Regions from separate parts of the Homo sapiens genome. Here regions 2 and 3 are each linked to region 1. The links are chromatin loops, found by intact Hi-C in ENCODE. Cell type or tissue: endothelial cell of umbilical vein. All regions are shown on one strand. Each heading gives the region's core, and the rest is flanking DNA. Links, peaks and the distances in the headings are about the cores only.

Region 1 (10,549 bases), core at 1,024-9,023:
AAAACAAAACAAAACAAAACAAAAGAACACCGATGCTTTTTCTTAAAAAAATGACAACAACAACAACAAAACAACTATATGCTCAAGTACCTACAGTCAAATAAACAGATAAAATTAACTAAATTATTAGATCCCACTTTATCTGTGCCATGGCTATGGTATCACCATATTGCCCCTGATCTCCCACTACAGGAAGAATACTTTCCTCATATCCATTTTCTCTTGCCAAAAAGAAAAAACACCTAACTAGGTTTGAGATAAATTTTATTTTCAACTTTTATTAGCCTTTAAGCTAATTTCTAATTTAAAATGAATCATCCACTGGAGTACTTTACCTTTACATCTGGAAGCTATATGCATTAGGCCCACTGAAAAAAACAACAGCCATTGGTGAGTCTACATTTTGTAAGAATGAGATACGATCAAAGCAACTTACACTTCTTCGCTGGAAATTAGTGCCCTCCTGTAAAGACAGCAGTGGATTCAAAATCAAGAACCAGGCATTAAAAGACCAACAAGCCGCAGCTGTTTGAATTTTCCCTTCCTCTCCTTGTGTTCTTTACAGCTCTATCCACTATTGTGTTGCTGCTCAAAAAGCTACACAAAGGCTGGGCGCAGTGGCTCACACCTGTAATCCTAGCACTTCGGGAGGCCAAGGTGGGCGGATCACGAGGTCAAGAGATCGAGACCATCCTGGCCAACATGGTGAAACCCCATCTCTACTAAAAATATAAAAATTAGCTGGGCGTGGTGGCACATGCCTGTAGTCCCAGCTACTCGGGAGGCTGAGGCAGGAGAATCACTTGAACCCGGGAGGCAGAGGTTGCAGTGAGCCAAGATTGTGCCACTGCACTCCAGCCTGGTGACAGAGTGAGACTCTGTCTCAAAAAACAAACAAACAAAAAACAAAAAAACAAAAATCAAAAAAACAAAGCTACACAAAAACTACTCATAAACTACTGTTTGTTATTATCCAGTGACCTCTGTGTTTGATTCTATTGCACAATCCCTATTTTTCCTTCTTTTTTTTTTTTTTTAGAGTTGGGGTCTTGCTCTATCGCCCAAGCTGGAGGGCAGTGGCATGAGCATGGCTCACTGTACCCTCAAACACCTGGGCTCAAGTGATCCTCCCCGCCCAGCCTCCATAGTAGCTGGGACTATAGGCATGTGCCAACATGGACAGCTCACAATCCCTATTTTTAAACTTCACCTCTGGCTCTTAAATGTCATCATCCTGATCTCCAATCACAACCTTCTAGCTCTCTAGTTTTCCTCGTCCATCTACCTTTTATCTCCACTGAGATCATCTTCTCCTCTTTGGTCCTTTCATTTCTGCCCTCTCTAGTCTAGATCTCACTGTGAGTCACTTTGATCACTCTCTGAAATGGCAGGCTCTATTATTACCCCATTTTCCTTTGTTTTCCACTATTAGCCATCCTGCAAATTCCTATACCAAAATCATCTTTATTCACATTATTAAGTGAAGCTGGAAAAAAAAAAAGCACTCCGCTGAAGATCTGATGTCACCCCAAATGCATGGCTCCAGCCTCAGTTCAGCTTTCCACACTGCTTGCAGAAATTCCTTCATTTATCTTGAGTTTCTCCTCTCACTCCCATGGTAGCTTTTCCATTCCCACTGCCTCTTCTCACATTTCAGTAGATGAGAATAGAAGCCATAGGAAGCAAACTTCCTCAACCTCCAGCCAACCAGAGAAACTCCATTTACATCCTGCTTCCTATGACAGAGAAGGATGGGCCCTACCCCCTATCTAAATCTTTCCAAAGCACCCTGGACTCTGGCTCATGCTTCCTGCTTCTGGGTTGCTCTCTAACCCCGCATGTACGTCCACTTTACTGCCCTAAGGAATGCCCTCCTGCATCCTGGCTTTCCTCCAGCTGCCATGCATTCTCCTGCCTTTCATCCAGATTCGTTCAAGAAGCAGGCTGCATTTCATGAATGCCTTCTTTAGGTTGCCTTCTCTGCAGCCAACATGCTGCAAAATGACCCCTATCACCAAGGCAGTGAGAGTGCTCTCAAGAAGGCCACCACACTCCTCACTGCCATACCGAAAAGTATTTCTCCAAGACTTTTCTTTCTTGACTCTTCACTAAGACTTTCCCTCTTTGGCTTCTGTGGCAACATTCTCCCCTGCTTAGGCCTTCTGTGATAAAGTGCTGATGCTGAAGATGGAACAGCCTCCCAGAGCAGGAAAGGGGATCTTTTCAGGTAGCTGCAATGGTTTGAAAACAGTGTTGTCAAGTTACTTTTTCTCTTGCTGACTTCTCAGTAGTTACTCCTTTCCCGAGAGCCTCTATCAGTTTGCCTTTCTACCTAGTTCAGACTCTCTTAAAGTGGTTGGACTAATGTCACTGGTGGTTTGGGACTGGTGTCAGGTGGTTTCCATTGTTCCTGTTTGTTGTAATCAAAATGATCCTCTTGAGCCCTTTTCTCCCTCATGTTCCTTGTATATGTGAAACAGCACTGCTGTCCCTACTGTTACTCAAGCCAGACATGCAGACATCAGTCCAAATTCCCTCACGTTTGTCACCCAGTCCTTCTGTCTTTTAAATTGTTCACCGTAGCATCCAGTAGACTATTAAAATAGCGGAGTGGAAGTTGGGTTAAGAGGGAGATGTAGAGAGATAGTTTTCTCCTCAAGGAAAACCAGGGGAAATGGCCACAAAGATCCTTGAGGGAAAAAGGCCTGATTTAGAGAAAATCAGGTCTTTTTCTGATTTTTCTGATTACTGTACACAGTCAGTAAAGAAACAGAAGTAAACAAAAAACAAAGTTTTAAAGAAGGGTTAATTAACAGCATCAAATACAGTCCTGTGTGCAAGGAAAGTAAAGGAGAAAAAATGTAACTGCAATTATAAAAAAAAAAATCAATGAATTTATTTTGAGAGATCAGCTGCCGCAGTATGATGGGAACTGGATGTCAGAATATAGAAATCAAAAGGAAAATGATTATGAGGAAATGGTGGAGACTGCCATAAAGAACTCACCCATGGGGGAAAACAACAACAATAACAAGAGAAAGAGACAGCGAGTTAGAGCCCAGCAAGGGTAGCTGGGTGAAGGTATAGCTGTTATAATATTCACCTTGTTAAACTCTTAATATATCTAACAACTTGTCTATAGATTTATTTTTGTTTTCCATTAAAATAGTCATAAATCACCCTCTTTTTCCAATATAGGAGAGTCCAAAGGATATTCAGAAGTAAAGGGGAAATGCTAATATTGTCCAGAAAGGTAGCTGAAAAGTGCACATTTATCTATCTCCTTTCCCCAAAATGCACGGAAATGAACCAAAAGTAAAGAGAAAACCATCTGTGTTGAAACTAGGAAATGAAAATAATCTCATACTGAAGACCCTGAAAATTACCTGCAAACTATAAGGGAATCTGGGCCAAGCAAAAGAACTGCAAGTTGGCAGCATTTATCTATTCTGAGTAGAATGCTAATTTCAAAACTAAGTGAGAAGGCTTAGAAGCACCATGCACACTTGAACAGAAGACTGAAGGCCCTCAAAAAAATGAAAAGCACCTAGCAGAGGAACATGTGTACATCAAGAGTATCAGAACCGAGTAGAAAGTGGGATTGCGAGATTAAGTCATCTTTATCCTTTCTGACCCAGAGTTCCAGTCAGGAACACTCCCCAGGATTATTGGGCCTGCTTCTGGGCCATGGTGGTGGCGAACAAGGCCAGTGTTTAAGAGGATATGCTCTAGTTTTAGGGAGAAAGTATTTGGAGACAGCATGTGAGACTATCCACAGTCTGTTATTACCCATGCAGTTTCGAAGGGTAACGAAATAATAAACTGCCAACACTAATCTCTCCAGCACAAGTTCTAAGGATACTAATGTAGCTCCTAAGTAACTAAAGAGAAAGATAAATCCACATTGTTCCTAGATAGCATTTATTGGATAGAATTTCCTTCCTCTTCCTCTCTTCCTTCTTCCTTTAAGAACTAGGTATTAAACACATGGTATGTACCAGGCATTGTGCTAGACACTGGGAATCCTCACACAAAACAGGGCCTAGTGGGGAAAATACAAGTTAAAGTCATACAAGTGTACTAAGTAAGATAAGAGAGATGTTCAGGGCGCTATACCAACATCTCATAGATAGCCTTATGGTAGTCCAGAAGCTTTCAAATGAATAATGAGGACTAAAGAGCCAACAAGGGACCTATGAATTAAGTACATCAAAAAATGGCAGTGGACATGAGCATGATAAACAAAAGCCAGTGAATGCTAAGCTTTGGAAGAATTATCTCAGGGAAGAGAAGACATAAATTATCAAAGTCTTACAAGTCTTTTGATGTGTAAGCCTTCTCTTGTGTTAAATCTGTAATTTCCCTTGGGGCATACAGGGATTTAACTCTAGCTACTGGTCTATATACAGTGGAAGTGGTTGGGGATGTATAGAGGAATATTTACTTGCTCTTACAATGTAACTTCCTCATATAAAAAAGTGTATTAGGGCCAGGCGCAGTGGCTCACTCCTGCAATCCCAGCACTTTGGGAGGCCAAGGAGGGCGAATCATAAGATCAGGAGTTCAAGACCAGCCTGGCCAACATGGTGAAACCCCATCTCTACTAAAAATACAAAAAATTAGCTGGCGGTAGTGGCAGGCGCCTGTAATCCCAGCTACTCGGGAGGCTGAGGCAGGAGAATTGCTTGAACCAGGGAGGCAGAGGTTGCAGTGAGACGAGATCGTGCCACTGCACTCCAGAGCCCGGCTGACAGAGTGAGACTCCATCTCAAAAAAAAAAAAAAAAAAAAAAAGTGTATCAATTTCTTATAGCTGCCGTAACCAAGTGGCTTAAACAACAGAAATGTATTGTTTCACAGTTCTGAAGGCTGGGAATCAAAGATCAAGGTGTTGGGGCAGGGTGGGCTCTTTCTGGGGGCTGTGAGGCAAGGATCCGTTTCAGGCCTCTGTCCTTGGCTTGTAGAAAGCCATTTTCTTCCTGTGTCCCTGTACATTTACGCATATCTCCATGTACAAGTTTCTCCTTTTTTTTTTTTTTTTTCAGACGGAGTCTCGCTCTGTCACCGGGCTGGAGTGCAGTGGCGCGATTTTGGCTCACTGCAAGCTCTGACTCCCTGGTTCAAGCGATTCTCCTGCCTCAGCATCCCGAGTAGCTGGGACTACAGGCACGCGCCACCACGCCCAGCTAATTTTTGTATTTTTAGTAGAGACAGGGTTTCACCATGTTGGCCAGGATGGTCTTATCTCCTGACCTCATGATCCGCCTGCCTGTGCCTCCCAAAGTGCTGGGATTGCAGACGTGAGCCACCGCGCCTGGACAGTTTCTCCTTTCTATAAGCACAGCAGTCATACCGGATTAGGGCGCCCATCCATAACCGTCACCAAACAGAGGGTTAGTTGCTTGCTGCCTGCGTAGTCCAATTAACAAGAGCGAGGTCTGGCATAAAGAAAGCGGTTTCTTCCGAAGCTAGCTTGGGGAAGAGTCGTGAACGTTAGTCCTGCCTTTACATGTGACGTTTTGCTCCCAGAGCAGAAAGTAGGCACTTATCCAAGGCCGGGGAAGGAGTGAGCAAGGGCGAGGGGTCCCCCTGCTGGCCCAGTGCCTTAACTACTGGGTAGCTGAGTTGGTGCCTTCCTGGGCAGAAGTTATAAAAGTGGCCAAGTGGGCGTGCTTTTGACATGCCCTCCTGGTGGGTGGGAGTTCCAAGGCAACCCCTCCTAGAGGGTGAAGGTTCTGAGGCAGGCATGCTTTGGGGGCATAAGCCGGGGGAAAGGGGAGAGGAGAAAATAATTAAAAAATAAACTGAAAAATGAGAGTACTCAGTTACATAATGAACTCATTTTAACTTGATTCCCTCTTTACAGACCTTATCCCTAAATAAGGCTATATTCTGTAAACCAAAAATAAAATCTTAAGATCCGTCAGCCATCTGAATGGACTCCTCCTCTCTGCCAGAGCATTCCAAAGTTAACCGGAAAAACTGGTTCAGGCCATGATGGAAATGGGGGGGTCAGACATGGCTCGTTATACCATCCCCACTTATGGAATTCAGAAAGAGCCAACCAGCATTTAACATCAACACAGAACTTATGTCTAATAAGAAACATTTAGTCTATTCTCTCTGAGGCATGCTATCTGGAGGCTTCATTTGCATAATTTAAAAGTTGGTCTCCACAACCCCTATCGAAACCCAGACATTCTATTGATAACTCTTTTAACCAATTGCCTATCAGAAAATTTTAAAATCTACCTATGACCTGGAACTGCCCCTCACCCTCCATCTTTGAGTTGTGACACCTTTCCAGACCAAATCAATGTATATCTTACATGTATTTGATTGATGTCTCATGTCTCCCTAAAATGTATAAAACTAGGCTATTCCCCAACCACCCTGGGCACATGTTCTCAGGATCTCGTGAGGGCTGTGTCATGGGCATTGGTCACTCATATTTGGCTCAGAATAAATCTCTTCAAATATTTTACAGAGTTTGACTCTTTTCATCAACAATTCTGAGGTGCTGGGGGTCAAGACTCCAACATATGAAATTCGTGAAGCAGGGGACACAATTCAACCCATAACAAGGAGTTACATGTTTTTAAAAGAGAGGTAAAGCACAAGAAAACATATTTGGTCTTTGTGCCAGTTCCAGGTACATGGCTTCTAAAACCCTTGGAATCTCCCGTGTGATAAGATTATCTTCTGTATGATAATGAGCTGACTGGTGCCTGGGGTTGCCTGGATGGCCTCAGGATGAGGGTGGATTGATAAAAGACCTAGGCATCTTTAGAGGCTGGAACTTCTAGCCCCACTCCCAATCTCTTGGGACGGAAAGTTGAGTTAATCACCAATGGCCAATAACTTAATCGATCCAAGTCCACACAACAAATCCTCCATAAAAACTCCTAAAGAACAGGGTTTGGAGAGCTTCCGGGTTGAAAACTTGGAGGTACTGAGGGCTGGTGCACCCACAGAGGGCGTAAAAGCTCTCTGCCCCTCTCCCTATATCTTCTCTTCTGCATTTTTTCCATTTGGCAGTTCCTCAGCAGTATCTTTTTTTTTTTTTTTTTTTTTTTTTTTTTGAGACAGGGTCCTACTCTGTTGCCCAGGCTGGAGTGCAGTGATAACATCATAGCTCACTGGAGACGCAAACTCCTGGGCTCAAGTAATCCTCCTGTTAGCAGTGGCAAATCCACGAGTCTGCAGCAACCTCAATTCTTGCCTCCTTAGGAGAAAGAATTCGTTCGACTGAAGGGCATAAGGCAGAGAGAGAGATGGAGGTAAGTTTTAGAGCAGGCGTGAAAGTTTATTAAAAAGTTTTAAAGCAGGAATCAAAGAATGTAAGGTACACTTGGAAGATAGCCAAGCAGGAGTCTTGAGGAGTTCAAGTGCCCAGTTTGACCTCTGACTTGGGGTTTCATATGCTGGTATTCTGCATGTGCGGTGGCCTGCCAGCACTTAGGAGGGGGCCAATGCACAGTGTGTTTACTGAAGTTGAACAAATGCACATTGAGGCGTTCTTTCCTACAAGTTGAATGTTCCTAGAGGAAGGTCATATACCCGTTAAACTCTGCCATTTTGCCTTTGAGTGCACATGCTTGAGCCCACTCACCCAACTCCTGAGATCATATTGGGAAGCTGCTAGTCACCAGTTTCAGGTGTTTTCTATCTGTTGGGAGACTGCCTTTCCCTAGCACTGGCTGCAACCAATTATTATTTTAAAGAGACAGTTAACAACCACCTGACCATCACCTGATGGTTGCCTAACATTCCTGGTGGTGGAAGGACCCTCTTCTGCCCTGCTCACGTCTAACTACCTGCTCTAATACTCCCACCTCAACCTCCCAAGTTACTGAGACTATAGGTGTGAGCCACCGTGCCAGGCCTGAGCTGTTATCTTTTATAATAAAATGAGAATAATCAGTGCTTCAGGGCTTTGCTGAGTTCTGTGAGGCATTCTAGCAAATTATAGAAACTGAGGGGAAGGGGCCATGGGAACCCCCAAATTTGTAGTCACCTGGGCAGAAATGTGGATCACCTGGGCACCCCATTTACAGCTGACATCTGAAGTAGGGAAGTATTGTGGGACTGAGCCTTTAACTTGTAGGGGTGGATGCTAACGCAGGCAGACAGTATCAGAATTTAATTGAATTATTGGACATCCGGTTGATGTCTAGAGAACTGGAGAAATGGCTGGTGTTAGAACGGACATCACACATTTGGTGTCAGGAGGAAAACACCCTCGGGAGGATTAAGAGGAAGGAAAGGCTTTGACAAGCAGAGGAGGCTCAAGGCATTGAGTTCAGAGTACTCCATGGAGTCAAGGAGGTCTCCGAATCCTCTGGAGTGTCCCCATCCTAATTCACAAAGTCTTGGTTTTTCCTGATTAGGACTTGCACTTACACGACCTGGTGACTAACCAACAGAGTAACTGAATAACCCTACAGATCAATTTTTGAGTTTGGTTTTCAGTTACTTCAGCCTTAGGGTTTTCTGGTATTCTTGGTTTTATTTTTAGAAATAAAAAAAAACAACATAGACTTGAAGGACTTCAATAGCACATAAGAAAAATAAGTTGAATCAAAAGGATGAGAAAGGATTGAAAAAGACTAGAACAATCTTTATCAGAGAATTATTAACCATGTTAAGGGCCAGGCGCGGTGGCTCACGCCTGTGATCCTAGCACTTTGGGAGGCTGAGACAGGCGGGTCACCTGAGGTCAGGAGTTCAAGACCAGACTGGCCAACATGGTGAAACCTCATCTCTACTAAAAATACAAAAATTAGCCAGGTGTAGTGGCAGGCGCCTGTAATCCCAGCTACTTGGGAGGCTGAGGCAGGAGAACCACTTGAGCCCAGGAGGCAGAGGTTGCAGTGAGCCAAGACTGTACCACTGCACTCCAGCCTGGGCAATAAGAGCAAAATTCCATGTCAAAAAAAAAAAAAAAGAGAGAGAGACAGAATTATTAACCATTTTAACAGAAAATCAGAATCTGTAGACATGATATTAGAAATAGTAAGAGGGTTTAACAAGGTGGACAGGTATAAGGTCGTTATACAAAAGTCAACTGCACTTCTTTATACCAGAAGGGAGTCCAGATATAGACTCAAATATACAGGGCATATAAGTGTATGATAAAGGTGTCATCTCAAATTATGGGAAAAAGATTATTCAGTAAAGGTGTTGGGACCTTTGGGGAAAAAAATATACATCTGAATCATACATAAATTGCTGTCAGATATACCAAAGACTTAAAAAGAAATGAAATATAAAAGTATTATAAGAAAGAAAATTGTATCACATGGGGCTAGGGAAGGGCTTTATAATCATGGCGGAAAACCTAGACACCATATGGAATGATTAACAATTTAAAACTTCATTATAACATAACAAACAAAATCAAAGCAAAAACCCTCCACAAAGTTAAGAGATAAAAGACAATCCAAGAGGTGGGGGATTATCATAGTTTGTGATGTGCCTTTTATTGTGATTGAGCTCTGTTTGAATGCCACTTCTAAAACTGTGGAGCGGGCACAGTGGCTCGTGGCTGTAATCCCAGCACTTTGGGAGGCTGAGGCGGGCAGATCACTTGAGCTCAGGAATTCAAGACCAGGCCTGGGCAACATGGTGAAACCCTGCCTCTACAAAAAATTAGCTGGGTATGGTGGCAGGCACCTACAGTCCCATCCACTCAGGAGGCTGAGGCACTAGAATTGCTTGAACCTAGGAGGCGGAGTTTGCACTGAGCTGGGATCGTGCCACTGCACTCCAGCCTGGGTGATAGAGACATACCCTGTCTCAAAATAAAAATAAAAATAAACTAACTGTAAATTTGGGCAAATTCCTTAACCTCTCTGAACCCATTTTCCTTGTGTGAACATGAAAATAACACATTCCCCAAAATTAATGTGAGGATTAAATGGAATAATGTATGTAAAGTATTTAGCACAGAGCCTAGCATGCAGTAAGCATTCAATAAATGTAGGGGAGAAGACGTGCAATATTTGACAAAAACATTTATTATCAATTTATTTAAAATGCATGCTTTAAAAAGAGTAAAATATGTGAACAGTCAGCTTGAATAAGTAGAAATAATGGTGATTAATAATCACATTAAAAAGTGTGTAACTGGCTAGGCATGGTGGCTCACGCCTGCAATCCCAGCACTTTGGGAGGCTGAGTGGGGGGATCACCTGAGGTCAGGAATTCCAAACCAGCTGGTCCAACACGGTGAAACCCCATCTCTACTGAAAATACAAAACTCAGCCAGGCGTGGTGGCAGGCGCCTGTAATCCCAGCTACTCGGGAGGCTGAGGCACGAGAATCACCTGAACCTGAGAGGTAGAGGTTGCAGTGAGCTGAGATTGTGCCACTGCACTCCAGCCTGGATGACAGAGTAAGACTCTGTCTCAAAAAACAAACAAACAAAAGTGCATAACTTCTCAAATAGAAATTTAAAATAAAAGAACAAGATATATGACTGTATTTCTTAGGCAGTAATTTAAAATAAAAAAAAATTGATAATGCCTGAGCTAGTAAGAATGTAGTGA
Region 2 (10,549 bases), core at 927-8,926, 580 kb before region 1:
GAAATTACTCAATCACTTCTGTCATGTGAAAAAGGGATCAGCACCCCACCCAGAGCAAACTCAAACTCTGAGTCTATTACCAGTTAAGTCAAGACTTGGCTTCTATTTTTGCAAAGTAATCAGTAACTGAGTCAGCTGTGAAATTCCTGGTTGCTCCTTGATCTTGTGTAACATTTATCCAATCATTTAGGCTGTTTGGGTTGAAGGAGGGTTATTACAATAAGAACATCTTTGAGAGACTTTTTCAAGAAAATTGTTCATTGTTGGGGGGAAAAAACCCTTCATTTGCCCACAGGAACTAAGGTTTGGTCTGTCAGCAAAAGGTATTGTTCATTATTTCAAACTGGGAAAGTGTAGCTGGTGGGGGGCAGTTAGAAGTGGAGAGGGGAAAAGGTAGAGATCAAGTTAGAAGAGACACTTTTAAACAGTATTTTTTATTTAAAAAAATTCTCTCCCACAGGACTTACTACATCCAACATCAAATCAACTTAAAAAACCACCATCTCTCATGGCTCCATTTGAAGAAAGACACATCCTTCACAGTGCTATATTACCTTGTCTGTGATATTATGGATCCTGGTTAGGAAAAGGATTCATACCACAACCAATCACGTCCGCCTATGCTGAGAAGTGTCCATTTCTTTAGGCTGAAAATAAGACTGTACTTTCATAAACAAATAGGAAAATGTGATCTATTGCTTCTTTTCTTGGTCCGTGCCCCTCGCCTTGCTAAGTCAGTTTTTCGACTGCCTGTGTGTGTGTGTGTGTGTGTGCGCGCATGTGTGTGTGTGCGTATGTGTGTCCAGAGGCCACTGATCCAGTCCAAGTGTATTTAGAAATTAGTTCAGTGGCTCACAAAGGTCTTAGAGGCCACTACTGTGCTGGGGAAATCCATTGAGCTTGGCTTGTTCTCTCTTGCTCTTGCCAATGTGCACTCTGCTTCCATGCAAACACTCCTTAGGAAGATGCCAGTAATCTCTATTTTATGTACTAATTACACAACCACATCTCCCTTTGGCGACTTGAGGGAAACAAACATGTAAAGTGTAGAGTATTTAACTGGGATGTACTTTAGAAAAACTCCAAAGCAGAAAAAAAAAACCTTCAGCAGCCTTGCAAATAAAGCAGAAAACTTCCACAAGTCAGCAGCATTTCTCAAAATGAAGAGTCCACCCTTACGGCAAGCCATACAAGAAACTAAAACTGCAAAAATCATTACTTTCCCTACTTACATTGCCAAGCACCTGCAAGACTAAAAAAAGAATGCTATCCAGTTCTGTTCTGAGAAAGCACAGGCCTTTCCAGCAGATGCATTAAGTGAGATAAAAACCTTATGGTTGGAGGAAGAAAAGAAGTTGGGGCCATTACAAATGTAACTTCCAAATAATCAATGTCCCAAAGTTTTAAACTTCCCTTTAGAGTTAAGAAGTACTTCAACCCTGTGACCTGGCTTATCAATAATTTTCTTCAAGTAAAACAAATTTCCAAGCATTACCTAGGCATAAATACTACTGTGTATAAAATGCTAGCAAGTACATTAATATGGATATTCAGTGACTCCGCTTTTTGACTCAGCTTTATTGACTGGGAGTTGCTGTCTTAACTTCTTGTCACCAGCCTCTGCCTTCTCCTAAGACTGCCATGTGTGCAGAGACATGGGTCACCCCAACCATATCCTACCCCAATCCCACCTGCCCATTATGACTATTTCCTTTTTAAATTCTCCCTTTATTTCCTTTTATTCTTCTCTCAGAAGCTTTGCTCTTTTGCCATCTCTCAACCAACTCTCCTAAATTTTCATTGTTTAAATATCTCAACAAACTCCGAGTCATCATTCACAGCCCTTTGGTTTAGTTTAGTTGTGTAACCCCAAATACTTTATTAGGTCTAACAGTGGGTCAATCACTTGTTGATACTTGGGACATTTTCACTGCAATGGCATTTGTCATGATGTTTGTTTAATTTGTGGTCCCTATCTAAGAAAACATGACCATTTATGCCCTGCTTTATTGCAGAAAAAAACCTAAGGCTGCTTACACTAAATAACATACACACTAAGATACACACAAAATAACACAAATTATGGAGGAAGAAAAATGGGACAAAGCAGACATTAAAGTAGGGAAGTTAAGATGAAACTAGGAGAGAGGTCAGAATTTAAAGCTTGTGTTATCAGGCCCACACACAAATATTTACATCAGTGGTTGAAAAATTATGGCCCACTGGCCAAATTTGGCCCACCATCTGTTTCTGTAAATAAAGTTTTATTAGAACACAGCCACACCTGCTCATTTACATATTCTTTATGGCTGCTTTCAGGCTACAATGGCAGAGTTGAGTAACTGTGACAGACCATATGGCCTGCAAAGCCTGAAAAATTTCCCACATGGAAAAAGTTTGCCAGTGTCTGGGTTATATGATTCTGTGCCTAAGAGACTGGAGGGAAGCAATCTCCTAGGGTAAGTACTTTCTTTGAATGGTTCTGAAGTAGAAGAGAACCTTCTGCTATAAACAGCTCACTATGTAATCTAATGAAAACACATCTTCAACATAATATTTTGTAGTAAATATAACAACTGGCTTCAGAGGTCAATGGCATGATGTCACAGTGCAAGTCAGTAAAACAATTCTATGAATATGTGAGGTGGAAACAATGCCGTTCAGGTACAATTCACTCCTGGTCTGGCTTCATTCATGGATAGTCTCTCCAGATGGCAAATGCCAGTTACACAGGTAGCCCTTCCCTACCCTCCTTCCTTGACACTGGCAGACATGGCTAATGGATCAAGGTGTTCTCTTCTGCTGAGCCCCAAAGTCTCCTCAGAAGTCTTCTCCCCATTCTCTGGCAGCTTCAGCCAGTCATTAGTAATTGGCATGCAAGATAAAACCAATACACCATCTTTGCGGTAAGGTAATTTTCCATGAACACTCTCTTGCCTGGGGGTGGTGAGGCTGAGGTTATATTCTCTGCAGAGCTCCTGAAGCACAGCTATTCCATTTTGTCCTAGTGCAGAGCTGTCCCCTTTTATGACCATCCACGTGAGAGGACTGGACTGCCCTCCCCCTGTGAGAATGGAAGCCTGACAAGGACGGCTGCCCAGAGCAAGGGTCCCGGCGCACTTGCACACATGTGGGCCAAGGGATTGCCTGAGGGCAGGACCAGGAGGCTTCTCCAGAAAAGTGCTTAGACCTGTTCCTCTGCACAGACTGTCAGGGGTCAGGGCCATAGACAACGGCACAGGCATTTTGCCTGGGGAGGTTCAAGCCCAATACTCGCATTATTTATTCAAAGAAACAAGTTCCCCAAACACCATCACCCAGGCCCACTCATCTTGTCATGCATATCTTCCTAAAGAACTTCCCAAGAGACAAGGGTTCTAAGACAAATGCAAGTAAACTGGAAAAGGTGATTTCTAAGAAACTACAATTCAGTTAAACATTGATGACAAAACGGCCAACTACGGATCTAGAAGAATATACCGGTAGCCTTTTTCTGTGTCTGCTCCTTCCTGTGACAATAAAACTATGTCCTGAATGGATTATATTTCTAGTGGAACAAAAATTTTAGCTATCTAAAAGAAGTCTTTAATATGCAAATTTAAGAGAATTAGAACTATTCTTATGTTGTCACACTGGAAATTGCTACTTAATCTATACCTGACTCCTGTGCGTGTGGTCAAAGAAAGAGAAAAAGACAAAATACATGGTAAATCTTACAGTATTCCCAACAGATCTTTCCACAAAGTGACTAAAAAGTATAAAGCCAGTAAATAAGTAAAATAACCACGCCTAAAACTCTTCTTCTCCTTATGGGTGTGTGGTTGTGTTCTAGCAAACACCACCTACAAATAAGTGAAACCTAACTATATTCAGCAGAGTTAATACAGCCAACAGACAAGATAGATCAATGAAAGAAATGTCTCACCCTCCTAAAAAGACCAAATACTAGCTAATGCTGTCATTTACTTTTCCAGTACCAATGCTTAGGTCTCAGTTCCAGACCACTTAAGGACACAACTGTGGACATGAGAATGTGGAAAGTTTGGATTCTGTGTGGATACCCAATTATGCACCAGATAGAAGCACACAGGATGTCAATGCAGACAATTCTGAAGAAAACCGAAAGCCTCTCCATATCAGGAAAGAACCGATCGCCACTCCTCCAAGCAGTTACGCAACCTCCCGTGTCCTTTGATGTGCACTGAGCCCGAGCTGGAGATCAGGATTGAGTGAAATGTTTCACGGCATCACCTGAAAAGCCTCTTTCACAACACTTGAGGCCTTTAATGTTTGTGTTTCCACAAAACTGCCAGCCCACACGAGCAGCATGCACAGTATCTTTCCCAGAACCTCCCAGGCAACAATACTTTTGCTAAATTCTTTCAAGACTAGTCGTGAAGGCTCCTACTTACGTAAAGCATACAAGGTGAGAATGATTCCAGCCAGGCAAAATCCTTCAAAGAACCTGAGTGTGCTGAACATTGTCACATTCACTGACAGTGCCACAGTCAGTCCAAAGATCAGAATGAAGATGATGGAAAACAGCAGCACAGGCCGCCGGCCGACCCTGCATATGGAGAGGGAAAAAGTTAGGAATCATTGTGAAACAAGACAATGACGCTAGATGCTGAAACCCGGTGTCCAGCAGGCACTCAATATATGTTGAATGAGTACTGGGTAAAAAGTCCTGTGCCATCTATACCCACTTCACTAGATCCTAGGCTACTATGGGTAAAAAGGGAGATTTAGCCCAACCCCCTAATTCTCGAGATAAGGGAGCAGAGATCAACCAATTACAGAGTAAGAGAATTCAGACTTGAGCCCAATTCCTGTTGCTGAGTCTATTTCTGAGTGTATAGTGATATAATTCAAGGCAAGGGGAACAAAATTAATAATTCTCCAAACAGGAACCTTGATACACCCAGCATAAAAAGTCTTGAGAAATCGTTGACCTTTGGGATTGGATCAAAAGTCAACATGGTCACCAAGCAAAGCGGCTTTGTTTCCTCTCCCCAGGTTGTTAACTAAGTCAGATACCTGATCCTACACACAGCCTATCCGAGCCAGGGCCAAGCCATCTGTCAATTTGTTTCAGCTACACGACGAGAAGTAATTTTTAAGGGATCACACACTAAGGTAAGACAGCGTGAACTTTAAATGCCCAGTGACCTGATAGTGAGCTGACAGTGCAGCCCCTCGGCTGGACTGAGAGGCAGGGAGCCCAGGCTGTGATGATTCTCTGGAAACGGCCACAGATACCCTCAATTCGTGGGTTCTGGAGCTGGCCAGTTTCAGATCAGTGACCACTAGGGGGCGATGTGCTTCTAGAGTGCCTGGGAGGACAGTAGAGGGTGGTCCACAAGAATGGGGAAGTCACCAGTTCCTGTGGCCCCATGCTAACTTTCCATCTTTCCTTGATTAACCGATTAGAAATAAAATGGCAACAATAACTCTCCATCAAACACGATTGGCTTGGTCTAAAGGATAACTCAGAGAAATGGGGGCAGAGTGGATGCTATTTGCCAGGAGAAAAAAGGGGGAAAAATCCAGACCTCCTGTCCCCAGTACCACAAAGGGTAGCTGAGGGGCTCGAACTGTCCTAGACGTGTTAATTACAAGACATCTACATGCAAGTAAAATGCCCAGAAAAGACAAATATACAGAAACAGAAAGTAGATTTGTGGTTGTCCAGGACTGGGGGGTGATGTTTCCATCATCCTTTGAGGGGATGGGAATGTTTTAAATTCAGAGTGTGGTGATGGCTGTACAACTCTGCAAATATACTAAAACTCATTCCATTGTGCACTTAAAATGGGTGGGTTTTATGGGATGCAAATTATATGTCAATAAAACTTCAAAAAAAAAAATTAAGGCATGGCCTTACCCTATAGAGATAGATGGAATTTTAAGAAAATACAGGGAAAGGAACAACAGGATGAAATTACACTCAGAACTTTTAGTTCTAACCATTCCCATCAGTCACTTTGGTTTAGTGAAACAAGGCCAAGGCTAGGAGCTCAATGTAAGTCAATAATCTCACCTGGAGATTTTAGCCATTACTTTCCCTTGTCCAGTGCTGGGATCAGGAAGCCCTTACCAGCAAAGACTGTGTAGCTGATTTTGTCCAAATCTAACTCATTGACAAAAATAAATTTAAAATACAGCTTTAGTCATTCTCCTAAAATGAAGAAAAATGAACTAACTCTAACATTTTGCATTACCCTTGACTTTCCTGGTCTGTGAAATGGGGATAAGCATCCCACATTGTGGAGTGTTGAGATCCTTCACTAGGGGGGATGATGGGCACAGATGCAACGCCTGGCGCAGAGGAAATAATGCAATGTTGTAGTGCTCATTCCTTCCTGCGTTTCCACGTCCCTGATGCCTACCAAACATGGTTTGCTCTGTTCTGATATTTTAGAAAAGATGTTCGATTTTTTTAAGCGTGCTGCCTCCCGAAAAATGGTGGCTAAAATCAACAAGTAAAACTTATCAAGGTCTACAGGGCAAACACTGTCTTTGAAGTCAGAGTGTGTTGGTTCTGAATCCAGGATCACCACTTCTGAACTATGTGACCTTGAGTAAGACCAGGCTTGTTCAAACGAGCCTGGAGTTCCCTTTGGTAAGGGCCAATTAATGTCTGCTTCATAATGTTATCGACAGGAGTGGATATGAACAAATGCTTCAGCAAGCGTTCAATACATGTTAGTTACAAGCATGGATGGTTCTCCTAGAAACTGGCTCCCAGGGCAGAACCCTCTCAGAGAGGACTGATAAAGCCACAGTCCTTGTCCGTAATGCAGAGGACTTTATCACTTAGGATCTGTGGTGGGCAGAACAATGGTCCTCAAATCTGTCCATGTCCTAATCCTCAGAACCTGTGAGTATTTTACCTTTCATGGCAAAAGGAATTCTGAAGATGAGATTAAGCTTAAGGACCCTGAGATGAGGTGACTTTCCAGGTAGGTCCAATCTAATGACAAGGAAAACCTCCCCTGGCTCCAGGGAACCAGAGAGGTAGTGGTGTGAGAAGGACTTGACTTGACATTGCTGGCTCTGAAGACGGAGGATGGGGCCATGAGCCATGGAATGCAGGTGGCCTTTAGAAGCTAGAAAAAGCAGGGGAGCAGATTATCTCCTGGGTCTTGCAAAAAGGCATGCAGCCCTGCTGACACCCCGACTTTAGACCAGTGAGACCTTTGTTGGACTTGTGAACTGCAGAGCTGGAAGATCATTCATGTGGGCTTTGGAAGCCACCAAGCAGGTAGCAATTTGTAACAGCAGCCATAGAGAACCGACACAGGGTCTCAACAGGAAACAGAGGTCCCACTCAAATGAAGTGACTGGAGGAGATGGTAATAAAGGGATTATTTACAGAAGAGTAAACAAGCTGAGAGGGAACCCACAACAGACGGTGTTTGACCTTGCGGCTCTCGACAGCAGGGAGTAGGGGAAGGATGGTCCTGGCCCCAGAGAGAAAGAGGTGCTGTGTGGAGGTCATGGACAGGAGGTGGCTGGCCCCTCCAACCTGGCAGAGAGCAAGCTGGGCATACAAGTGCCTGACCTCACTCTCTTCTCCCCTGAGGATCTACAGCTGGTGCTCCCCACTGGCCACACTCGGCCAGGAGCTGGCGGGCAAGGGGTCCTCTGTGGAAGCCCATACTGGCCAGCTTCCCAGGGCAGGCTGGGGAAGGGGGCAGAGGGCTGCTGCAGTAACAAACACAGCGAAGAAGTGAGCGCATCCCTGGGGCCACTGGCCATCGGCCCTCCCACCCACCTGAGCTAGCAGATTCTATACCAATACCCAGTGAACATCCCCAGACAAAACTTGGTGTCAAAAATGTAACTTTTTGAAGAAAGAAGTGTACTACTTAAATGTTACTAAATGCTGACTGCAGCCTTAGGAAGCATATTGTATGACTTGATCCACTTCCCCTGCAGCCATGAAACAGGGCCCATAGCCGAGAGGTCTGGAGTTCCCTTTAAATGGGTTTATTTCCTTTTAAGCAAGGCTCAAGCAGGGAGTCAAATGCCAGAAAATGGAGTTGGAAAATACCAAGCTTTCAAACTGAAAGGGAAGGCCACTCAAAATGTTCAAAAACTACCACTCAGGCAGCCTGCCCCTGATTCCCGGGGCACCCCCTCAATCTTGCCCATCTGAGGAGGAACCTCAGAAAAGCAACTGCAGAGAAATGGTTTGCGATGTCAGACTTCTGGTTACTCTAAGAGCAAGACCCAAACTCTTTTGTCCTCAGGCCTGGTGTGTGATCAGGGAGGCCACATCACATGTGTGTACAAGAAGAAAGTTAAGAAAACAATCTTTAAACAATTTAAACTGTTACAGACTGGTTCATTCATAAAAGTCGATTTTTACTTTTCTATTAAATTATTTATTGAATAAGGACACTACAACCCCAGTTGAGTTTGCATTTTTTTAGAAAGACAGTGACATGGATTATATTAGTATATTTTTCTAACCTATTTCAATGTAGATTTCTGGGAAACGGTATATTTTAGACCAATATAGCCCACACTAGAAACCTATGAACTCAAGTATTTGGTTTAAAAAAATAAACCCTGTGTTGCCTCTACCAAAGAAAGCCCCCAAGAGGTCCCCTGCGTAGGTCTCCAGAGGTCACTGACTGCTTCTCTGTTGCTGTCCACAGAGAACGTGTCCATGAGAAGCACTTGCAAATCATGATGAGGCAGATGTCAAGCACACAGGAAATCACATTACATGTCAGCTCAAGGAACTCCCAAATACACGCTGGGTTTTGGAAGAAATTTTCCACATGTGTAATGTGACCCTCTGCTGCTGTCCGCCCAGGCACTTGCCTTGGCCAGCATTCTCAGTTAACTGAGGTGCAGAGGTCACAGAACCTATAGAATTTGTTCCATATCACTCTGGGCCCTTATTTCCTCAAGGCCAAGATGTCTCGATTCACCAAAAAAAAAAAAAAAAAAAAAAATCCTTTAAAGATAAAAGAATGTAAGCTGGGGAGACAGTTACACTACGCCTCTCTCCTGAGCAATCTCGCTACTTGAAAAACCTGTCAACATTGTGCAACTGCCTCCCTGCTTAGACACCTCACCGCTGCTGCCCCTGTGACCACAGAATGCCTTAAATAAAAGCGCTGCAGCATCCTGGTGGAGGGGCAGGCTCTGAGGCCACGTGGTGGCTGAGTTTCAAGTTCTGGCTCTCCAGCTTAAAGCTGAGTGAACTTGGAGATTTTACTTACACTTCTCTGCTTTTTCAACTGTAAAACACAGGTAATAATAGCATCTCCTATTCGGGGTGTTGTAAGGAGATGTTAATGTATGGAACTACTTAGCACAGTGCCTGCTACACGGTAATCTTTCAGCTGCTAATGTTATCATTATTGCATATGCATTCTCACCTCTGGCCACCACCCTCCCCTGCCCACAGCGCCCATCTGTATTACCGAAATGCTCTTTATCACTCAAGGTGCAGCTCCCTACAGACCCCACAGAGGCATCTCCTGGCCAAGGACTGCCCCTCTCCAAAATCCACGTGACATGTAGAGGAGCTAATCAGCATTGCCTGACTCATTCAGCTCGCATGGGGGAAGGGTCTTTAGCTTCCCCATCCCCTATTTTTTAATGCATCTTCTGCAGCTGCCCCTTAGTGCATCCACCTCCTGCAGCCCTGCACATAAGTCTTCAAGCTCTTTCTAATGAAACGTCAAAGGTTAGAAGTAGATGGGGCTGCAGGCTGGTTTTGCTATATTCTAGAAGCTAGAGAATTGCGTTGAATTTAAATTCACACTTCCAAATGATCTGCTACATGCATGGGCCATTTCTCCGAGCTCTGCATTCTCCACGTGGCAGCTTTGGCCTTCTGCTCTGGCACTGGGAAAAGACAGTCATGGTAAGCTAACACTGACTATTTTTCTTTAGCCAGCAAAGGCGTGCTGTGGCCTCCAAAGGTTCGTGCGGCGGGCATGTTGGTACTCACCAGTCAGCAATGCATCCAGTTATTAGGTAGCCAAAGATTAATCCAACCAGTAAGGAGAACTTAGCGATATGGACCTTCCAGGCATTATCACACACAAGATCCCACTAGAGAGGGGCAAATAGAAAATAAATCAGAGAGAAACATACACAGAGCTAGTCGTACTCAATTATAAGGGCAATACAATAACCCTGCAGGGACCACCGCACCGTTGCCAGTACCATGCCATATACACCAGTCAGAGTCTCTTCCATGGTTTTGAAAATCCAATGAGACATATAATTTGCCCACAAAAGGAAATGTAACATTTTAGTCTGGGACAGATTATAAGTCTGCAAAGAATGACGCAGGAAGTCTGGGGATGTGTATTCTTCTGTCCCAACCACCACGGGAAATGTAAACTGAGGCAGAGGTGGGCAGCCACGGAGACCAGGCATCCCTGAGGACCAGTGGTCCCTCACCATGAAGAGCTGCTCTGAGTGCCCAGGGGCTGGGAGACCCTGTCAACTTTCTGCATGGGCATCGTGATGACATGAGGAGGTTAAAAGTAACTTTTGCATTTTCATCCCAAAACAT
Region 3 (9,854 bases), core at 253-8,252, 110 kb before region 1:
CTGGCTGTTGGTAGAATTCAGGTCCTTGTGGTTGGAGGATGCAGGATCTGAGCTCCTGGGGCAACCTGCTGCTCCCTGCCCGGTGGTCCTCTCCATAACATGCAAATCTTTGGGGACAAGGGAGGGGGTTTCTGCTGCTTCAAATCTCTCCTCAGGAAGCCCCCAGGTAAGGGGCCTAGTTAGGGCAGGCTCACCCTGGGAAATCTCCCTTTTGCTTAACTCCAAGTTAACTGATTAGGGACCTTCATTATACCTGCAAAATCCCTTTATCTTTCCCTAATAAGTAACCTAATCACAGGAGTGAAATACCGTCAAGTCCTGTCCACACTCAAGGGGAGATTCTCGAGAACATGCTCCAGGAGAAGGACTCGCAGGGTCATCTTAGAGTTTGCCTAATTGAGTTACAGATTCCCACTACCTTACTTTTTAAGTTTTTAAAACATCATGTTAAAATACACAGGACATAAAATTTGCCACCTTTAACCATTTGGAAGTGGACGGTTCAGTGGCACTGAGTACATTCACGGTGTCGTGCAGCCACCACCACCATTTCTCTCCAGGACTTTTTCATCTTTCCAGATGGAAACTCTGTACCCGTTAAACACCAACTCCCATTCCCTCACCCCTGGTGAACCCCCAGCCCCAGTTTCTTGTGCACTTGTTTTCTCCAACACACATGGTGGCAGGAGAAGACTGAGATAAAACTACAGATTCTCCTGCCTCACTTCTCACACTTGCAATTTTATCAACCGAGTTTCTTGAGCAACTCAAAATAAATATGCATCTGGGCTTGTTCTTCAAAAGACTTGTGTAGCCAATCCCTACTAGGCTGGGACTGTGAGCTCTGGCTGGCCCCTGTGCTGGGCTCAATAGAGAGGAAAAGTCAGATGTTGCAAACAGGTCACACTGCTTTGCCGAGACCAGCTCGGTCAGGGAGACCCTAATCCAGCGGCGCTAGAGGAATTAAAGACACACACACAGAAATACAGCACGTGAAGTGGGAAATCAGGGGTCTCACAGCCTTCAGAGCTGAGAGCCTTGAACAGAGATTTACCCACGTGTTTATTGACAGCAAGCCAGTGATAAACATTGTTTGTATAGATTATAGATTAACTAAAAGTATTCCTTATGGGAAACAAGGGATGGGCCGAAATAAAGGGATGGGTTCTGGCTAGTAATCTGCAGCAGGAGCATGTCCTTAAGGCACAGATCACTCATGCTATTGTTTGTGGTTTAAAAACGCCTTTAAGCGGTTTTCTGCCCTGGATGGGCCAGGTGTTCCTTGCCCCCATTCCGGTAAACCCACAACCTTCCAGCATGTGCGTCATGGCCATCACGAGCATATCACAGTGCTGCAGAGATTTTGTTTATGGCCAATTTCGGGGCCAGTTTATGGCCAGATTTTGCGGGGGGGCCTGTTCCCAACACTGCTTGATCCCATACTCTCTCCAACCTCACACATAGCATGCACTGAAAGCAAACTCACAAAGTCAGCAGCATGGTACATTTCCTTTAATTTAGGAAAGGAACTGAGTCCAGACTAAATGAGGAACCTCATGCCTCTCTGGTGTCTCAATTTCCCACCTAACTATTGGGATCTGCAAAGTCAACATTTTTAAAGAATCACATGCTCCTTGTATAGACGGAAGGAACACACCAGAAGAACCTGGACAGGTTTTAATCCTTTGAGAATTAAAGTCCCAAACTGCACCAAAAAAGATAATTCTGCAGTCTTTCTGGAAGCTTCTCTCCTCATAAATCTGTTGCCATTTAACAGGGTGATGAACATGACATTGATTCTAGGGTTTCCAATAGACACAGTGGGTCATAGGTACAATTTTGCTCCTTTCACTCCGGGAGTCTTAGGCACAGCTGTGTCCAAAAGGATTTGCTGCCCTTTATTTGGGTTTGCAAGGATGTTGTATTTCTCTGCATTGCAGATTTCCACAGCTTTGTGAGCAAGCCATAATTATTTCCAGACAAGATGCTGGCTCAGATGACTGCCTCATCCCTAATGTGGCTTCTCAGTTTCGCAAGAGGAAAACCCAGAACTTTCCTCCCTGTGCCTTCTGTGCCTCCTGGTAACGTGGCAAAGAGAAATCACAACTAGGAAAGAAGTCGTCATTTTAGGCGATGATAAAGCATTCCCAGAATAAAATAACTTGTTCAAATTCCAAACCCACATGTATAGAAACTATAATTTTTGTTTTGTTCTGTTGTTTTTTTGAGACAGAGTCTTGCTCTGTTGCCCAGGCTGGAGTGCAATGGTGTGATCTCGGCTCACTGCAACCTCCGCCTCCCGGCTTCAAGTGATTCTCCTGCCTCAGCCTCCCGAGTAGCTGGGATCACACACACATGCCACCACGCCTGGCTAATTTTTTATATCTTTAGCAGAGACAGGGTATCACCATGTTGGCCAGGCTGGTCTCAAACTCCTGACCTCATGATCCACCCGCCTCAGCTTCCCAAAGTGCTGGAATTACAGCTGTGAGGCACCACGCCCGGCCAAAACTATAATTTTCTGTGTGGATGGCAACTTTCTTCCACAAACAGAATAAGGGGTGATTGTGCCAATGGTTTCTGCTCTTGAAATATACCTGGGTCTGGAGGCAAGTCTGCAATGATAGAACATTCAGCAGCCCATCTGTGTGTGAAAAGCCTGCCATACGGCAAAGAACGAGCAAACTGGAGAACCACACCAACCCATTTCCATTCCCCAGCCCTCTGAAAACCCACAAAGAGAAGTTCAGTTGGGCAGCTAGAGCTTGCTGGGAACTAAGGAGTCCACTGAGTGACCATAAGCACTGAAGAGCTTGCATTTGCATTGGCTTTCCTTAAAGATTTGGTTTTAAGTAGCAAAACAAATACAAATTCAAGAGACATCTTGCTTAAAAAAAAAAAGGTGGAGGGGAAGGTGGTATTTATATTGCCACGTCAATTTTTTAATGCACTTTAAGATGAAAGAAATGTCCATTAAAACAGGGAATAATAACCAGTCCCTAAAGATCCATTTGCAGCTCTTTTCACTTCCTCCAGAGTGAAAGAAATTCCAGTTTCATGATGTCACTGCCTTAGCCAGATCTTTCTGAGGATGCAGCTGCTCAGATGCACACAGGTTCTGTTTGTGCAGTTTCCTCCTGTGTTTCCCAGAGGCGAATGAGGAGGACGGGCCATGGCAACATTCAACAAGCTGGCCTCACCCAGCACATACACACCTGCCATCTCTGCAGTTCTGACCTTGGCTAGCCTCACTCCACTGTCTAGCTTTAAGCCCCATCTTCATCTTTGAGCAGTGGCTGGAAGTTACAGCTGCAGCAAATGTGCAGAATATGAAAAGAATTTAGAATAGAATTAGACCAGAAACGATGTTGTTAAATCCAGCCATGTGCTACAGAGACCTGGCAAGGTTGCAGGCATGTCTAAGTGTACAGAAGCAGGTGACATATGACCGAATGTAGGGGCCAGGACTAGGAGCTGACCTTTGCAAGACAGTGACTTAGCAAGTACAAAATCAACAAAAATCATCCTGACCTCTCTACTTCTAACTCCTGCACCCAAGCTAACATCCCTGCTCATGATGCAACCTCGGCCAGCTGGTAAGGAGGCCCCAAAAATTCACTTGAAAATTCAACTCCAAATTTATTCGGAATCTTTTTTTTTTAGTGGGAAAATGACTTGTAATCCTGAAAAGAGACAGCATTAAGTGTAGAAATGATGAAGATGAATCAAATCTATTTCTGATATCTTGGGGTTAGGAGGTAATCTGTGGATATTTGGCCTTTTCCTTATTTGTTACATTTAAGAGGATTTTGTGTGCTGGAGTGTCAGTCAAACTTGTAATTCTAACTTAAACTGTGGAGCTAAAAAGTTGATGTAGACTATAATTTTATGTTGATATTTTAAGAGAATTTAAAATTTATTATATGTCTAGATTTTGTTATATTTACAGGAATTATTACTTAAGTACTTGGGAAGATTTTTCGTTGTTGTTAATCAGACAATTAAGGAAGTCAAATGATTACATTTACAAAGGCTGTTCAAAAAGCTTAATGCAATTAGTGTTTGTTGATGGGACCAAAGTTAATCAAAGGCTCCCTTTAAAAAGTATTAAATATTACTAGATTAATTTTAAAAAATAATATTTGCAGGTTGAACGGCATGTAGAAATGACATGAAGAACACTGCCAATGTGTTAATTAGACAACATTTACCAATTCTTATTATGAGAGTATTTCTTTCAAGGCACTTTACCAAATATCACATTTTCTTTCATTGAAAGGATCGTTTCAGCCTTGACTGATGTGCACGTGCTCACAACAGAGGCGAAGGGCCGTAGAGTGAAGGCCCAAGGCTGCCACTGGTTAGCCTGTGGACTCGAGTCTCAGTTTTCTCATCTGTAAAATGGCATAATAATAAATACATCATGCAGCCAACGGCAAGGACGGGATGAAATGTTGTGGGTAAAGAAAGCCCCCTGCCAACTACCTGGCCCATGGCAGGCACCCCACAGACAGTGCTTGTGATTGTCACCTCACTGTGAGACCTACAGTAATAGTCATGTAATACTCTTTTCCTCTGGGCCATTGTTTTCTTGGATTATATTGACAACTTATATTGTAAGGAAATCTCCCAGAGTGACCCTGTTAAGATGTCAGAAATATCATAGCACATGTCAGCTTGAAGCCCTTTGATGGCTTCGTCTTGGTCAGAAGAAGAGCCGAGGTCAGACTGTGGCCTCCAGGTCCCCCAGCAGGTGGCTCAGTGCTTTCCTGGGATACACTAGGCCCTTCCATGGCAGGTCTTTGTGACAGCTGTTCCCTCTGCCTGGAAGCTCTTCCTTAAGAATTCTGTGTGACTCACCTCTTCCACTTTCAGGCCTCTGTTTGAATGTCACCTGAGCCCCCTGTTTAAAACTGCACCCCACCCAACAGGCCAATCCCAGGAATAAGTGCATCCTTTGTGTCAAAAGGGGTGGTCTGAAAGCTTAAGAAATGGTAAAAGGATTCTCCTCATGGCTTATACTTTGTTGCTAGGCTGCAACTTTTTTTTCTTTTGAGACAGAGTTTTGCTCTTGTTGCCCAGGCTGGAGTGCCATGGCACGATCTGGGCTCACTGCAACCTCCGCCTCCCAGGTTCAAGAGATTCTCCTGCCTCAGCCTCCCGAGTAGCTGGGATTATAGGCACACGCCACCACGCCCAGCTAATTTTTGTATTTTTAGTAGCAACGGAGTTTCACGATCCTGGCCAGCCACCGCGCCTGGCCTGCAATTTGTTTTTAAGTCCTCTTATGAAGTTCAGAGACCAACGATCCTTCTCTTGTAAATTGACAGTTGTTTGCTGCTGTGTTCCTAATATCTAAAACAGCGCCTGGCACCCAGAAACAACCAAGGATTTGAAGGAAAGAGTGGGCCAAGACTCAGGCAACGTAGGTTTTTATCCCAATTCTGAGACATGCCTGCTTTGTGACTTTGTAGAAATCATGACCTTCTTGAGTCTTCATTTCCTTCTCTCCAAAACGGACCTAACAATCTGTCTCCTGGTGTCTTGAAGGGGCTGCAGGCAGGATAGAGATGTAAGTGCACATGTATTATAAGGCCCTGCAGAAACAGGACGGATTATTGTCATTAGCTGGTGACATTTGCAAGGACTGCCTACATGCATACTGTTTTAAATGCTTTTGAATTGGGAATTGTCTCCCCTGTGGCCTTTGTATGAAACGAGATTCTACATCAAGTGTGACAAACATCTCCAGCACCACTGAGTGTTCGGCCCTGTGGCACGACATGAGGAAGGGGGAAGGATGGCCCATTGCAAATTTTCTCAAGACTGGTGAAAATTGGGGTCAACTGGAATATTCTGGAGATCTATCAATGAGGCCAGATTAGCATCATTGGAATTTGCCTCATCCTATAAATTCCTGGGCAGCATCCTCTTGGAAGGATTGTATTGAAGGAAAGAGACTTGATAAAGTACATTACTTCTGATAATACAACAATCCCATGAGTAAGCGCACTCCTTGCGTCCAAAAGGTGGTGAAAAGACTTCCACAGGATTCTCCTCATGGTTTATACTGGGTACCTCAGTCTGCAATTTTTTTTTTTTAACTCCTCTCATGAAGTTCAGAGACCAAGGATCTTTCTCCTGCAGATTGACACTGTTAATCACAAACAAGCCCAGGGTTGTGTTCAGAGACAAAGTCAGTGTGACCGGTGACTGTTACAGCAATACAAAATAATGGCAGCAGTCCCACTAGCCGAGGCCAGCATCGAATAGGGCAAGTTACTCAAACACGTCACCCTAGCGACCACTCCAAACACCTGTGCTTAAACTAACTTAGGGAGCCCGGTTTTGCAGGATGTGCAACCACGTTGTGCCCCCTAGGGCTCACCAGACTTTAGTACCTAATGCAGCTACCCTCACCGTGGCCCAGGTTCCCAGGGAAATAAAACATGTAAGTTGCCAATACAGGAAACAGAAGTCATCCTCATTGCTCTGCAGGGATTTAAAAATTACAAACTTTTCATTAGCAGGAGCTAAGAACAAGAGATGAGTGCCATCTTGTGGAGAGACCCACAGACACGCATGGAGTTGTACCCCAAGTTCTCTCCCAGTGCAAGCATTCCCCAAACTCACCCCCTCTTAACCATCTCCTGAGTCAAATGCACTTGAGCACATAGTGCACAGTGCTCTTTCAACTTTTTCAAAATAGCAACAGTTTAACAGCTAATAACCTTAAGCTCCCTCACAGCAGCCTGAGGCCTACCGGAAGCTCTCTAAGGACGCTGCACCATGTTGTCCTCCCATCACCGGGCAGCCCATCTCCTCAGTTTGTTGGCCTCCCAGTTGGTAGAAGAGAGAGGGTAATGGTCCTTTTGCTCATGCAGCCTCTCCCCCTACTTCAATGCTCACCATTTGGTTTCATGAGAGAAACCTTCATTACATATTACACATCACATAGGTGCTGGGGATACCAAAATAACAATGACAGGCTGGCAAGGGGTCGGGTAAACAGACATGTAAGTGACAAGCGCTGTGATTGTGCAGAGCAACAGGGCAGAGAGCTGAAGAAGGAGGGAGAGAAGTCCTGGGGCTCTGTCTACAGAGCAGCCATCACTGAGGGTGCGCCACTGCCCCCCGTGTTCCCTGGGGCCCCAGCAGACTCCTTTGAGTGCTAGTTGGAGCAGGAGCTGTGGCCACGTTGACCAAGACCGTCCTCGAGAGGAACCTCTGCCCTCCTTGGCGAGGCTGGTCTGGGTGTGGACACTGCTTTTCCTCTTAGTTCTTCTGAGGCAAGGTTTTCCAGTAGAAATGTTTACTAGGTGACTAAAGGAAAAAACAAAAGCAAACAATGAAATACAGGGGCATATAAAGGCTAGCCTGCAAACAAAGGTGCCACACCCCAACATGACAGACACTAAACTCCAGCACAGGCCAGCCTGACGAGGGTGGCTTCTTAGTATGTGAATCTCTTTGCCATCTTCACCTCATACCTGTGTCCAGGGGCACGAGGCCAAGCTGCAGACAAGCCCAGTGAAGGCAGACTGGGCTTACGAGACTCATGGCCTACTGAGACCTGCAGTACATTCCAGAAGCTGCTTCCTAAATTCTGCTCTCGGGCGGGCTCGTGGCATCCACACCCCGGTTTCCACTGCAGTCTGCCCATCCTGGCCCTGAAAGTGGAAGGTCTTCCAGTTGTTGTTGGCTTTGTTGTCATTGTTTTTAAGGTCAATGGACATTTGAGTTGCGTCTGAATTTGGCAAAGATTTATTTTGGTTATGCTGGTATGAAATCTGTTTTCTAATTTATTGTATTTCTCAATCTCATCTCAAGGGGAGATATTGTGAAATATATATTTGTTCTTCATCCCGTTTCCTGGCATACAGCTCCTAAAATCCTGGGAATCTCCAAGTGTCTTTTTATAATTGACTTTTATGATGTCTTTTCATATGCTAATGATTGACTGATGGCTGGGCTCCCTAGACTGTTTAAGGAAAGTCTGTTCTCCAGAAAGACCAAGGCAGGATTAGAGGTTCAGGACTTCCAGCTCCAACCCTCAATGTCCAAGGAGTGGAGGGAGCTGGGGGTTAAGTTGATTACCAATGGCCAGTGGTTTTGTCAATCATGCCTACATAATGACGTGTCCATAAAAGGCCCAAAAGAACAGAATCTGGAGAGCTTCCAGGTAGGTGATCAGGTGGAGGTTTCCGGAGGGTAGCAAACCCCTTCCCCCATACCTTGCCCTACACATCTCTTCTTCTGTATCCTTTGTAATGTCCTTTAAGTAAACTGGTAAAGGTATTTCTCTGAGTTCTGCGGGCCACTCTAGCAAATTAATCAAACCCAGAGAGGGGATTGTGGGAACCCCAACTTGAAGCTAATAGGTCAGAAGTTCCGGAGGCGCAGAATTGTGACTAGTGATTGGGGTTAAGGATGGCAGCCTCAGACACTGAGCACTGTGAGATCTGACACGACCTCCAGGTAAACAGCATTGTAGTTGAATTAGAGGACACCCAGCTGGTGTCCCCTGAAGAACTGCTTGCTTGTTTGCAGCTGGGGAGAAATCTCCCGCATTTGTTCACAGAAGTCTTCATCTGTGTTGATTGTTGTGTTGTTGAGTGAGAAAATAGGAAAACGCACTTGCAGCTTTTGTGTTTTTTCCACACTAACACCCTGAAAAAAATGAAATCCTGTGCCTCCCAACCAACTGAACCAATCCCCTCTTGGCCAGGGGTATCCCAGGGAAATGAAAACTGAGTTCCCCACCGTGACCGTTGGGAGGTCGGACAGGCCCCTGCTAACCCCCCTTAGGCTTTCTTCCCTAAGGTTAAACAGAAACCAGCCCTTTGGAAAGACCACCCAGATATCAACCAACCACCTACCACTGCACCTCTTTTGAAGTTTGGACGAAACAATCCACCAGTATTCCTTCCTGATAAGAGACCACCAACCACAGAGTGGTTCCGGCTGGCCTACGGAGGATGCACAGAGAGGGTTTTTGTGTTCCCTCTTCATCTTTTGATGTCAGAGGGCGAATACTCAACCCCATCATGTTGACGCTGCCATTTTTTGAATGTAGAGAGGCATCGTGCTTGGTTGCGCATTCGCAGGTTACCTCTCTCATAAATATTTATGATCCTCCTGTAGCTTATTGAATATGTATATTTGGCCACCCGTTCAGCATAAATTCCTTATTCTTCCCACCCTTGAAGTGTCTGTTTCTGGATTCTGGCCGGAGGCTATGCTTCCTGCCTGTCAGAATGGCCACCTGGCAGGCTGCAACCCTTTATAAGAAATGAAGCTCTCCTTTCCAAATTTATGAACCTTGTTATTCTTCCGCTGACACTCCTCTTTATATGGACTTAATTGGGACCGATAAATTTAGTGTGGGGCAACTGGAAATATAATGAAGCAATGATGAATTCTAGAAGTTATCCTTGAGATTGTATTCACTTAGTAAAAATACAGGGCAGAATCGGAAGTAAAGCGGTACTCTCAATACAATGAGTAGTCCACAAGCCATCTAAACAAGAGGTCGCAGTTCTGGTTTTGGAACAAAATTCAGGCATGAGTCTGAATCCCAGCTCTGCTTTTCTAGCTGCGCCTGACTAGTGCAAGCCACTTCGCCATGTGAGTATCTTAGTCCATCCACACCATATAACAAAGCACCGTAGACTGGGTGGCTTATAAGCAACAGACATTTATTTCCCCCAGTTCTGGAGGCTGGAAGTCCAAGATCAAAGTGCCAGTGGATCTGGTGTCCGGTGAGGGCTACTCACACATTCTTGCTGTGTCTTCACATGGTGGAAGGGGCACACCAGCTTAAGGGAGAGAATTCACCCTTCCCATCCCCTTTG

What was found. Peaks named below come from ENCODE experiments on the same cell type or tissue, not always from the same donor. Only the 100,000 strongest peaks of a DNase experiment are listed, where the experiment ranks them.
Region 2: a loop joins it to region 1, with 11 times the contacts of the local background. A loop is called at or near these places in 4 of 110 quality-filtered maps.
Region 3: it touches region 1 in a loop (4-fold over the local background); 7 of 110 quality-filtered maps call a loop at or near these places.

Annotation. Positions count from the first base shown.
Region 1 is chr6:3,985,433-3,995,981 of GRCh38, forward strand. No RefSeq gene overlaps it. Among named protein-coding and RNA genes, the nearest start is that of PRP4K, 31 kb to the right of the region's middle. RefSeq lists an enhancer at 5,315-5,814. In endothelial cell of umbilical vein, for the core only: a CTCF peak has its summit at 5,594 (motif pointing left); DNase peaks (open chromatin) are centred at 1,809 and 5,549; H3K27ac peaks cover 296 bases.
Region 2 is chr6:3,405,776-3,416,324 of GRCh38, forward strand. SLC22A23 (solute carrier family 22 member 23) reads right to left here. Exons shown (of 10, transcript NM_015482.2): 2 at 9,977-10,080; 3 at 4,413-4,567. LOC105374890 (a long non-coding RNA gene) reads left to right here and starts at 4,925. Exons shown (of 3, transcript XR_926397.3): 1 at 4,925-5,136. RefSeq lists silencers at 3,992-4,212, 7,260-7,554, enhancers at 4,884-5,028, 7,612-8,111, 9,176-9,677 and a cis regulatory region at 4,949-4,962. In endothelial cell of umbilical vein, for the core only: a CTCF peak has its summit at 5,297 (motif pointing right); a DNase peak (open chromatin) is centred at 5,316.
Region 3 is chr6:3,881,058-3,890,911 of GRCh38, forward strand. No RefSeq gene overlaps it. Among named protein-coding and RNA genes, the nearest start is that of TGILR, 26 kb to the right of the region's middle. In endothelial cell of umbilical vein, for the core only: CTCF peaks have their summits at 4,729 (motif pointing right) and 6,568 (motif pointing left); DNase peaks (open chromatin) are centred at 3,114 and 6,444; H3K27ac peaks cover 2,034 bases.